Regions from separate parts of the Homo sapiens genome. Here region 2 is linked to region 1. Evidence: chromatin contacts called from ENCODE Hi-C or POLR2A ChIA-PET data. All regions are on one chromosome and are shown on one strand. The core of a region is the stretch at or near the end of the contact, and the rest is flanking DNA. Distances in the headings are between cores, read along the strand shown. Region 1 has its middle 460 kb from the start of CBLB. Region 2 overlaps LOC101929485 (a long non-coding RNA gene).

What was found. A loop is a pair of places that touch in the nucleus more often than their neighbours do. ChIA-PET counts read pairs that join two places held with the same protein, here RNA polymerase II (POLR2A). Pooled maps may share reads with other maps.
Region 2: a loop to region 1 is called in a map with no recorded cell type, with 2.0 times the contacts of the local background. The contact joins two enhancer-like sites. A Hi-C loop is called at or near these places in 3 of 37 single-sample maps with no recorded cell type and 5 of 50 pooled maps. POLR2A ChIA-PET finds 5 or more read pairs at or near these places in 3 of 52 experiments (MCF 10A, PC-3 and activated T-cell).

What each region holds. Positions count from the first base shown.
Region 1 is chr3:106,331,395-106,335,912 of GRCh38, forward strand. No RefSeq gene overlaps it. Among named protein-coding and RNA genes, the nearest start is that of CBLB, 460 kb to the left of the region's middle. Within about 2 kb of position 2,702, at least 3 of the 41 ENCODE cell types and tissues checked have a DNase peak (open chromatin) inside an H3K27ac peak, as active enhancers do; they include PC-3, where a contact is called at or near this core.
Region 2 is chr3:106,558,075-106,562,592 of GRCh38, forward strand. LOC101929485 (a long non-coding RNA gene) reads right to left here. Exons shown (of 16, transcript XR_007095992.1): 3 at 631-712. Among named protein-coding and RNA genes, the nearest start is that of LINC00882, 680 kb to the right of the region's middle. Within about 2 kb of position 2,702, at least 4 of the 41 ENCODE cell types and tissues checked have a DNase peak (open chromatin) inside an H3K27ac peak, as active enhancers do; they include PC-3, where a contact is called at or near this core.

The sequences.
Region 1 (4,518 bases), core at 1,452-3,951:
TGCTATGTTTTAACAGGGTGCTACGTTATTACTCAAGTAACCCTAGACAGCCCTAATAACACTAGAACTATTACATCAAATTGGTCCCATTACTTTTAAGGGTTCGAATTGGCAGTTCTTTTTTTTTTTTTTTTTCTATCTACTCCTTTGCTTTCTTGCTGTTAGTGCATTTTTTTGTTTTTAGTCTAATGCTGACATAGTCTAATGTTAACATAGGGAAGATCTGGTATATAACGAAGGAATCTGGCTTTCTTAATTTATTACATGTTGGCCCTTATTTATCTCTTTGGAGTAAAGTGAATGGGCTTTGTGATAGACATTTCCTTGGTTGCCAAGCTGTTAATGTTGGTTTGTTTTTGTTTTGTTTTGTTTTGTTTTGTTTCTTCACTTTGCACATATTTATTTGAGCTAAAGCATTGAGCAGGACTACCCCTATGCAATAGAGTTGAGAGGGTGACTGTGCATTATGGAGTTTACAGAATGTTGAAAAGCTCCCACTCTACACCAATTTGAATTCCTCAATAGTTTCCTTACATATCTACTGAGATGCTAGAAATTATAATGTCAGGATGTAGTTTTAACACTTTCAGGTTTACTGTGTAAAATAGTCTATTACAGGTAGCAATTTTAAGAAATTTAGATGACGAAGAACTGAGCATCTTAGATATCTCTGAACCAAATACATTGTATTTTCTTTTTACTTTTGTTCATATTGTCTGATAAAGGATTTTGGAATTGAGAAATGATAACTGGTTACCTTTACAGTGGAATGTTGAGCATTATCTCAAGGACACTTCTGGGGTTACGGGATTCTGTAAGAATAAGTGCCTTTCATTTTATTTAACTATTTTGCAACATTGTGGAGATAATTTGTAGAGAGATGATGGTGATGCAGATAGCTCCTGTTAAGAGAAATGCAAATGAATTTTGTGTGGTGGAGATGAAATTCATTTCTAGACTGCTGAAGACACCACTTTTGTATGTGATAGCAAATTTATTTCAGCATTCTTTCATGCTCATATAGGCACTATTTTTTACTTTTTAAAAATTGCTTTTTACATCTTATGGATTTCCTAAATAATGAAAAAGATAAAAATTAGTTATGTAAGATCTTTGATGCATATCTATTTTATATTTTATAAGTCATGATTTGACTTTTGAAAAAATTATTCTTTAACAATTTTACTTCCTCTATCTGAGGTAGTTTCTCTTCTCACTATTTCATCAATTTTATCATTTAACACTGGGCTCAATGTATATCCTCTTAATGAATTTCTTTCTGATCACAATTCCGAGTTATTATGGTAATTAACACTAGCAAAAGTTATCTATCACAACATTTTTATAGTATTCTTTAAACCCTTTATTGTGAGATAAATGTAATAAAACTGTGATTGTTTCATCCTTGTACTTGAATATCTAGCTGGGTGCTTGGTACATGACAAGGATTCTATAAATCACTATGGCCTACTGGCACCCATCTTGAGCAAGCTAGCACTATGAACCACAGAGAGTAAGCCTAGGAATCTCTCTGTCCCCAACTCTGCTCCCATGCTTGCTTCTCTACCCTGCACCTGAGATTCACTGCTATTCAAGGTCACCATCTATTGGGGGAAATCAGCAATTGGCAACTGCCAGGCACCAAGTAGTGGAATCTCGGTCAGGAAATCATCAACTCCATGAGTCACCACGCCTCTAGCCACCTGCCTAAGTTGAAATGACTGGGCTTTCTGGGAAAAGAAGGCATACAAGGATCTGGGTATGACTGGGACAGAGACTAAATCTGACCAAGGTAGCTGCCACTCCACCCCCAAACAGGCCCCTCCACCTCAGGATAGTTTCTCCTGGTTTGAAGAATATCTCCAGCTGACTGCAGCAGTTCAAGCTGGCCCACCGCCATTCACAGTCTATCCCAGGCAAACGGGATAGGGCAAGGCAAGAGTGTTCTCTCTTTATAAGTAACTAGGTATATAATGTCTTCTACTTTTCCTTTGGGTCTGCAAAGCTAAATACTTTTACCAAAAAAAAAAAAAAGTTTACTGATCCTTGCTACAGATTATTAAATTTTAATTTATGACTTGTCTTCCTCAAAGGATTATAAACTCCTTGAGGCAGCAAAAAGTATAATTGTCCCACCATGCTCAGTAATTATTAGATGATTAATTGTTTGCTTTCACCAATCTATATTCTTTAGCATCAAAATCTTCTATTTTTCCTCCATTTAATCCCACTATAAGTTGACAACTTTGAAAGCTACTTATATTTCAGAATAAGAGATAATGATGCAGGATTATTACTTATCTGACATGTTTAAAGAAAACATCAAAAAATTAAAATAGAAGTGTCATATCTATTAGCTAGCAATGACAAAAAGAAAAATACAAAAGAGGCCACAGGTCGTATAAAAAATTTTTAAAAGAAAACAGAATTCTAAATTAGGATTTATTTCACTCCAGGATATTAAATATTTCAAGAGTTTTGAAAGAAACTATCTTCTCCCTTCTGAGGTCTCAATCTATTTGTCTCAGCATGTTAGACATTGAGCCCTTGCCTGTCTCACCTGTTCTTCGCCTCCCACAAGGCCTGTGACTCAAGTGTACCACATGTGAAGTGTAGTCATGAGGCAACTGCTCTAAAAGACATTATTTCATTGACAGATGCAGTGTGCCCTAAGGATTATAGAAACTACTGCTCATGTTTTACTAATTCTTCTGGTCACTAAGTAGACCTCCACCTGTATATCAAGAAAATGACTTATGCCATCATCTGATTTGTGCTAGTCAATCCATTCTGCATTCCTGGACTGTAAGATCATTTGTGCTCAAGGTAAATACTAGCTGTTCTCAGGATGTGTTTACTTCGGGAATTTTGGAACTGGTTGAGGAAAGGTCTCAGGTGAAAGGTATTGATAAAAGAAAAGCTTTATTACATTTATCTTTTAAAGAATTTATTAAAGCATTCAGTGACTCATGAATCAAGGCAGCTTCAGACCACAAGTGGTTAGCACTCTGCCAGGAGGGGCAAAAGGGGAAACTTTTCTGAAGGGTTTGCAGAAGCACGACAAACAAAACAACTTTGGTTAGAATGGAAAGTTCCTAGTTAGAAGTTAGTTAGTAATTTCTTTTCTTTCTTTCTTTCCTTTTCTTTGGGGGTTGGGGTTCTTATTTCAGGTGCTGTATTTGAAAATATATTATAACACAAATACATTGTATAACTTCATGTAAAATGGATCTGGTTTTCCAATATGACAGGGTACAAGTCTCAAATCTAATTCTCCACCTCGCTTTCAGTCAATGATAGCCTCTGTTTTCAGAGAAAAGAACACCCTCATTCGCTTGCTCCCTCAGCTTCCTGGCCAACAATTCACTATCTTGCCTGCATTATTTTCCATCCCTTCGAGATTTATTTCTGTCCATGGAAAGTGGTGTTTAGTCCTTTATCTAAAGTTACTCTCTTCCTAAATTGGTTTCCTTACCTTCTGCTCCCCATTTTTTTCCAGCATCTCCATTCTCTCCTTCTTTGCTTGCTTATTCCCACAGTTAGTGATTTCTGATTGGTAGAGTTACCCTAGTTTCCATTTACTGTTTACATTGGGCTTTGATTTGTTCACCAAAGAATTTGAAGTGCCAGAGCCACCCCAGTCTAAAGGTCTCTAAATTCGATTAAAAAAAAAACAGTATGTTTAAATGAAAAAGACTAGAAAACAACATATCTGAGAGGATGATGTATGATGACTTTTCACAATGAAACTCGTCTGTCAGATGGGGTTTGTGGATATCTATTACATGTTATCTCCTAAATATCTGCAGGGAGGACCCTGTGCATAGTCACATGGAAAGGCACATTCTTTAAAAATGTTGATTGTAAATATTCAGATACATCCAATGTGCTGGGAGGAAATAATTATTACTGTTTAAGGTATTACCATTTTCATACAATTTTAAGGACTTTCAGAGTGCTTCAGCTGTTTGGAGCTTGATTCGAGGGAAATTGAGCGTGTGTGTGTGTGTGTGTGTGTGTGTGTGTGTGCGTGTGTATGTGTACGTCTTAAAACTTTCTGTTCCCAAGGTTCTACATAACTGTCCTCCTAGCTCATATGGAAAATGTTTTGTCTTAGTCTGTTCAGGCTGCTATAACAAAATGCCATAAATTGAGTAGCTTATAAATAACAAAAATTTATTTTTCATCGTTCTGGAGGATGGGAAGTCTAAGATCAAGGTGCTAGTATATTGAGTATCTGGTGAGAACCGACTTCCTGGTTCACAGATGACTGTCTTTTCATTGTAATTTCACATGGCATAAAAGGAGGGATGGCCTCTTTGGGACCTTTATTTTTTTTTAATAAGGATATTAATCCCTCTCATAAATTCTCTGCCCTCATAACCTAATTATCTCCCAAATGACCCATCTTTTAAAACGATCCATTGAGGATTAGGATATTAATATATAAATTTTGTAGGGACATAAACATTTAGAACACTGCAGGCTTGTTTTCTGCAAAGCAAAATGTGTAGGTGG
Region 2 (4,518 bases), core at 1,452-3,951, 230 kb after region 1:
CCGTGTTAGCCAGGATGGTCTCGATCTCCTAACCTCGTGATCAGCCTGCCTCGGCCTCCCAAAGTGCTGGGATTAAAGGCGTGAGCCACCACGCCCGGCAGCCAGGTTTTAAATATCTCCTAAGCTTCTGAATTATAAAATAAACAAACTAAACTTCTAAGTAATTCATGGAAGAAAGAATAAGCAAAATTGTTTATAAAAATATTTAGGATAATATGAGGAATTAGTAGAGAGACCCTGCACGTTCTGTATCATAAAATAATAAAATAAACATTATGCCAAAGTCTTTGAAATTCCAATTAATAAGAAAATTTTATAGAGCAAAATAATTTTCAAATTCCATTCAATAGTTGATTAGACCAACGATTGAAAATTTTGTCCTATAAAGAGCCAGATACTAAACACTTTACTCTTACAGGCCATAGTCTCTGCCCCAACTACTCAACTTTGCTACTGTAGTATGGAAACAGCCATAGACAATATTTAAAAAATGAGTGTGGCTTTTTCCCACTAAACTTTATAGCAAAACCTTGTAGAGGGCTAGATTTGGTTTTTAGGCTTTTAGGCCCTAATTTGACAATCTCTTGATTAGAAAATAGCTGTTATAAATATACTCAAAAATATACATACATAATAAACTGTATTTCCAGGTCATTTTAAAAGTGAGTTTGCCAAATCCTGAAAGAACGGATGACCTCAGATGCAACTATTCCTAAGTAAAGAAAAAACCTGTAAGATTCAAAATTCTTTTATGTTAGCACAAGCTTTACATCAAAGCTAGATAAAGTACTATGGGATTGGGTGATTCTAGACCAATTTCACTTAGGAATAAAATGTCATAAGTAATTAGTAAACCAAATCCAGCCATATATTTCAAAAAGAACATAGCACAACCAAATTGAGTTTACAGAGATTAAAATAGGGAAATCATATGAACATATTAAAAATGCAAAAAAGAATCAAATATAAAATTTGGATGTGATAAAAACTCTTAGCAAAGTAGGAATAGAATGTAAATACCTTATGCGGTAAAAAATACAGACCAAGACCCCACAAAAGTTCTATAGTCAAAGATCAAACTATAAAAGTATTCCCATGAAAATAAGAGACGAGAGAAACATAATGAGTACTACTTCAACATTTTACTAGAAGGGCTGGGTAACACAATGAGACAAGATGAGTTAGATAAAGATCAGAAGGAAAGAACCCAAATTATCATTATATCTCAAATATGTGTGTCTTCAAAAAGAATTCAAGAGAATTTATAGACAAATATGGAAAATGAAAAGAGAGTTCAGCAGGTTTGCATGATATAAACCCAATCTTCAAAACTGAATAGCACTTTTTAATATCAGAAACAACTAACTTGAAAACATTATACTTTTCAAAAAGCATTCCATTCATAATGACCACTAAATACTATGAGGATTCTTGGAATAAATACAAAAGTTAGTAAAGGAAAAATCTGAGACAATATTATAAAACTTCACTGAAGAATAAAAATAAAAATGGCATAAATAAGTAGAGAATAATTCAGTGCTTATGATAAAATAAGACAATATTTTAAAATCGTTGCCCTATTCACATACATACAGGCCAAATTAATCTGAATGTATGCTTTAATGGTATTAGGTATTCATGTAATACATTCGTTAGTAAATTTGCAATTGTTTTTTTAAATCATCCAAAACAGTATTATTGGTTTCAGTAAAATCCCTTGTACCATGCAATCAGTACCAGGGCATAACTCTTCTAATATCGGTCAGATTTTTCAAATGTTTAATACATTCATAAAACATAAAGCACACATTGACATAAGCATTTATTATTGTTTCAATTATAAAACAAAATGTTTATTGTAAAATACACAAAAAACATTTTGAAAATACATAAAAGTGCAAGCAAGAGGAAAAAAAGTCACCCATTATTTTGCCATCCCTATAAGCAGTGCATGTAGTTTTAGTTTATATTTTTTGTTATTTTTATAGATACATTTATTTTATTGATTTTTATATTTCTTAGATAAATGTTTTCAGATGCTATCCTACATTAAAATGGATAATCCAGAAGTGTTAAAGCATGTACTTCTGTAACTAAGCATAAGTCTACTGAGCAGCCATCTGCTTATAAAGTGTGACTTAATGAATCCGCAGGGCAAAGTCAGTAGTGAGGTGCACTCTGGGGATACCTGCACAGCAAAGTCACAATATACAGGCATTTAAAAAATATTTTGTTCTAATTTCATTCTTATTAGTAGCTCTCTGCTTGCAAATATTTTTACTCAAAAACAGTTTGAAGTAAACATGTATTGCTTTGACACACAGCTAATTTTAAATTCATTATTTTTTGTTTTTGCCAGTTACAAATCATTTTCTGTTGTCATATTATTTCAACAGAGAAGGGCAAATCCTATTTCTTTTTTCTTGAAAACAAGTGACTAAGCCTCCATTCAATGACACACCCATGAGAAATGTTTTGCAATAAATAACAGCTCAAGGGAACTAAAATCCCCAAGTAGAAGTCAGAAACAGCACTGTTGTCTTGTGCTAAATAACATATTTGGCATGTTGTGAAAACACCAGAACTATGCATACTATATGATCGTGGTTCTCAGTTTTATTTCACTTGATCAATTTATTGTGTGTTCTGAGGCATCAAAAGTAATTTATGTTTCTGTACTTGATAAATTGTGGTAAAAACCACTGGTGCTCATCAAGTATCTACATACTCCTTATGTTTTCCTAGCCACAAAGCTTCTAGGTGGGGTCACACAATAAACTTTTGCAATGGAACATCAAAAGAAGGAATGTAGGATGTGTCACTTGTTACCGAAGCGGTTAAGAATGAGCATTTTCTATCCTCCCTCTTTCTTCACAATTAGAAACCAAGTACACATAGGTCACAAAGTTCTAAAAGGAAACAGCCTAAGTTCTTAATTCTTGAAAGATAATTGTGCTGCAGAACCTCCTGTTCTTCGTGAAGAAATAAATAATATTTTTGATGAGCCAATAAAAGATAGGTATTTCTTTCTTACTACAGTGTAGTCTAGTTGGATCGTTTGGCATTGTTGTATTGTTTTGTAGTAGTTCAAGTGTGTGTGTATAGGAGAATGCATATGGAAACTGAGTAACCAGAGGAAAAGATTGTGCCCATTACCAATTTATCTCCTCTCAGCTCCAAATTTACTCCCTGGTGCTGGCTCTGACATAATGACTTAGACTCTAAACGTTTCTTCTTAACAGCGAGAATTATGTTATTTTTCATCAATAGAGGGCGGAGAGAGATATTACGTGAGAAAGGGACCGCTCTTCCTGTTTCTGGAGTGCTCCACTAGTGAAGAGAGAGAGAGAGAGACAGAGAGACAGAGAGAGAGAGAATGTGTGTGTTCACATCCAGGGTCATCCTACCCCAGCTGCACACCCAGAATGTACTGTCCCTCAGCAACTTTGCAGCAGCCCAGGTTGGGGCCTGGTGACTATCACCAGCTCCATTCCAGTATCTCTCTGAGCACTCCCAGCACAACACAACTTCAGGAAGACTGTGTTGGAAGAGTTGTTTCCTGCAGGCTTCCCAACCTTACACACCAGCAGGCCTCATGCCATTGCCAGCTACTGGGCTCCTAACACTTGATTCCTTTATGCCTGCCTGCCACCCAGTCTCCATTCGACTGCACCTAAGGCTGTTTCCTGCTTTCATTACAACTTTGAACCAGCACTGGCCTATAGGTTAACTTGGCTTACCTACTCTGACTGGTAGGTGAACTTTCCTACAAGTCAGTAGATTAAAACTGTACCTTTTCCATTGAGGTCTGAATCCCAGTTGCTGGAGGTGGTGGTGGTAGGGCAGTTCTAAGTTGTCCTTTCTTATGTAGTCTCATCCAGCTGTACAAAGCCCTTCAGATTTCTCTTTACATCTTTAATGTTACTCCCCTATTATAGTTCAATAATTGCTATATTAAACCTTCCCTCATCAAATTATTATGCAGTTTTTATCTGTCTTGTGATTGGCCCTAGACTAAAACACTAGCCTAACCTAACTAATGAGCAAGTTATAGTAGGGAGATTTCAAATCAGAAGAATAAACCCTAGGAATAATTTAGATTACATGCTATAGAATACATTGTAGATTATTACACTTAAGCTCAAACAATTCTCTTAAATTCCAAATTGAAAATAATTTTGTATTAAAAGAAAATACACATGGGAGTCAAAAATGGGCTACAGATTGAATTTGTGTCAAGGTAAGGGCGTTATAGCTATCCCCTTGTGAGCTATTTGGGGACGGTCTCAACATGAGACATTTTTGTACCAAATAATAAAATATAAATTCAATTAATTTTGAGAGTTAAAATTATGAATCTCTCTCTATATATATAATTATAATTAAATTTTAGAACTACCACAGACAATAGTTTTATTATTATTATTTTCTTGATAAAACAACCTCAGTAAAGTTAATTTTAAGCCTGAGGTCACACAGCTTTACTCCATTACACAGTCAAGAAAATGGAGAGATAGC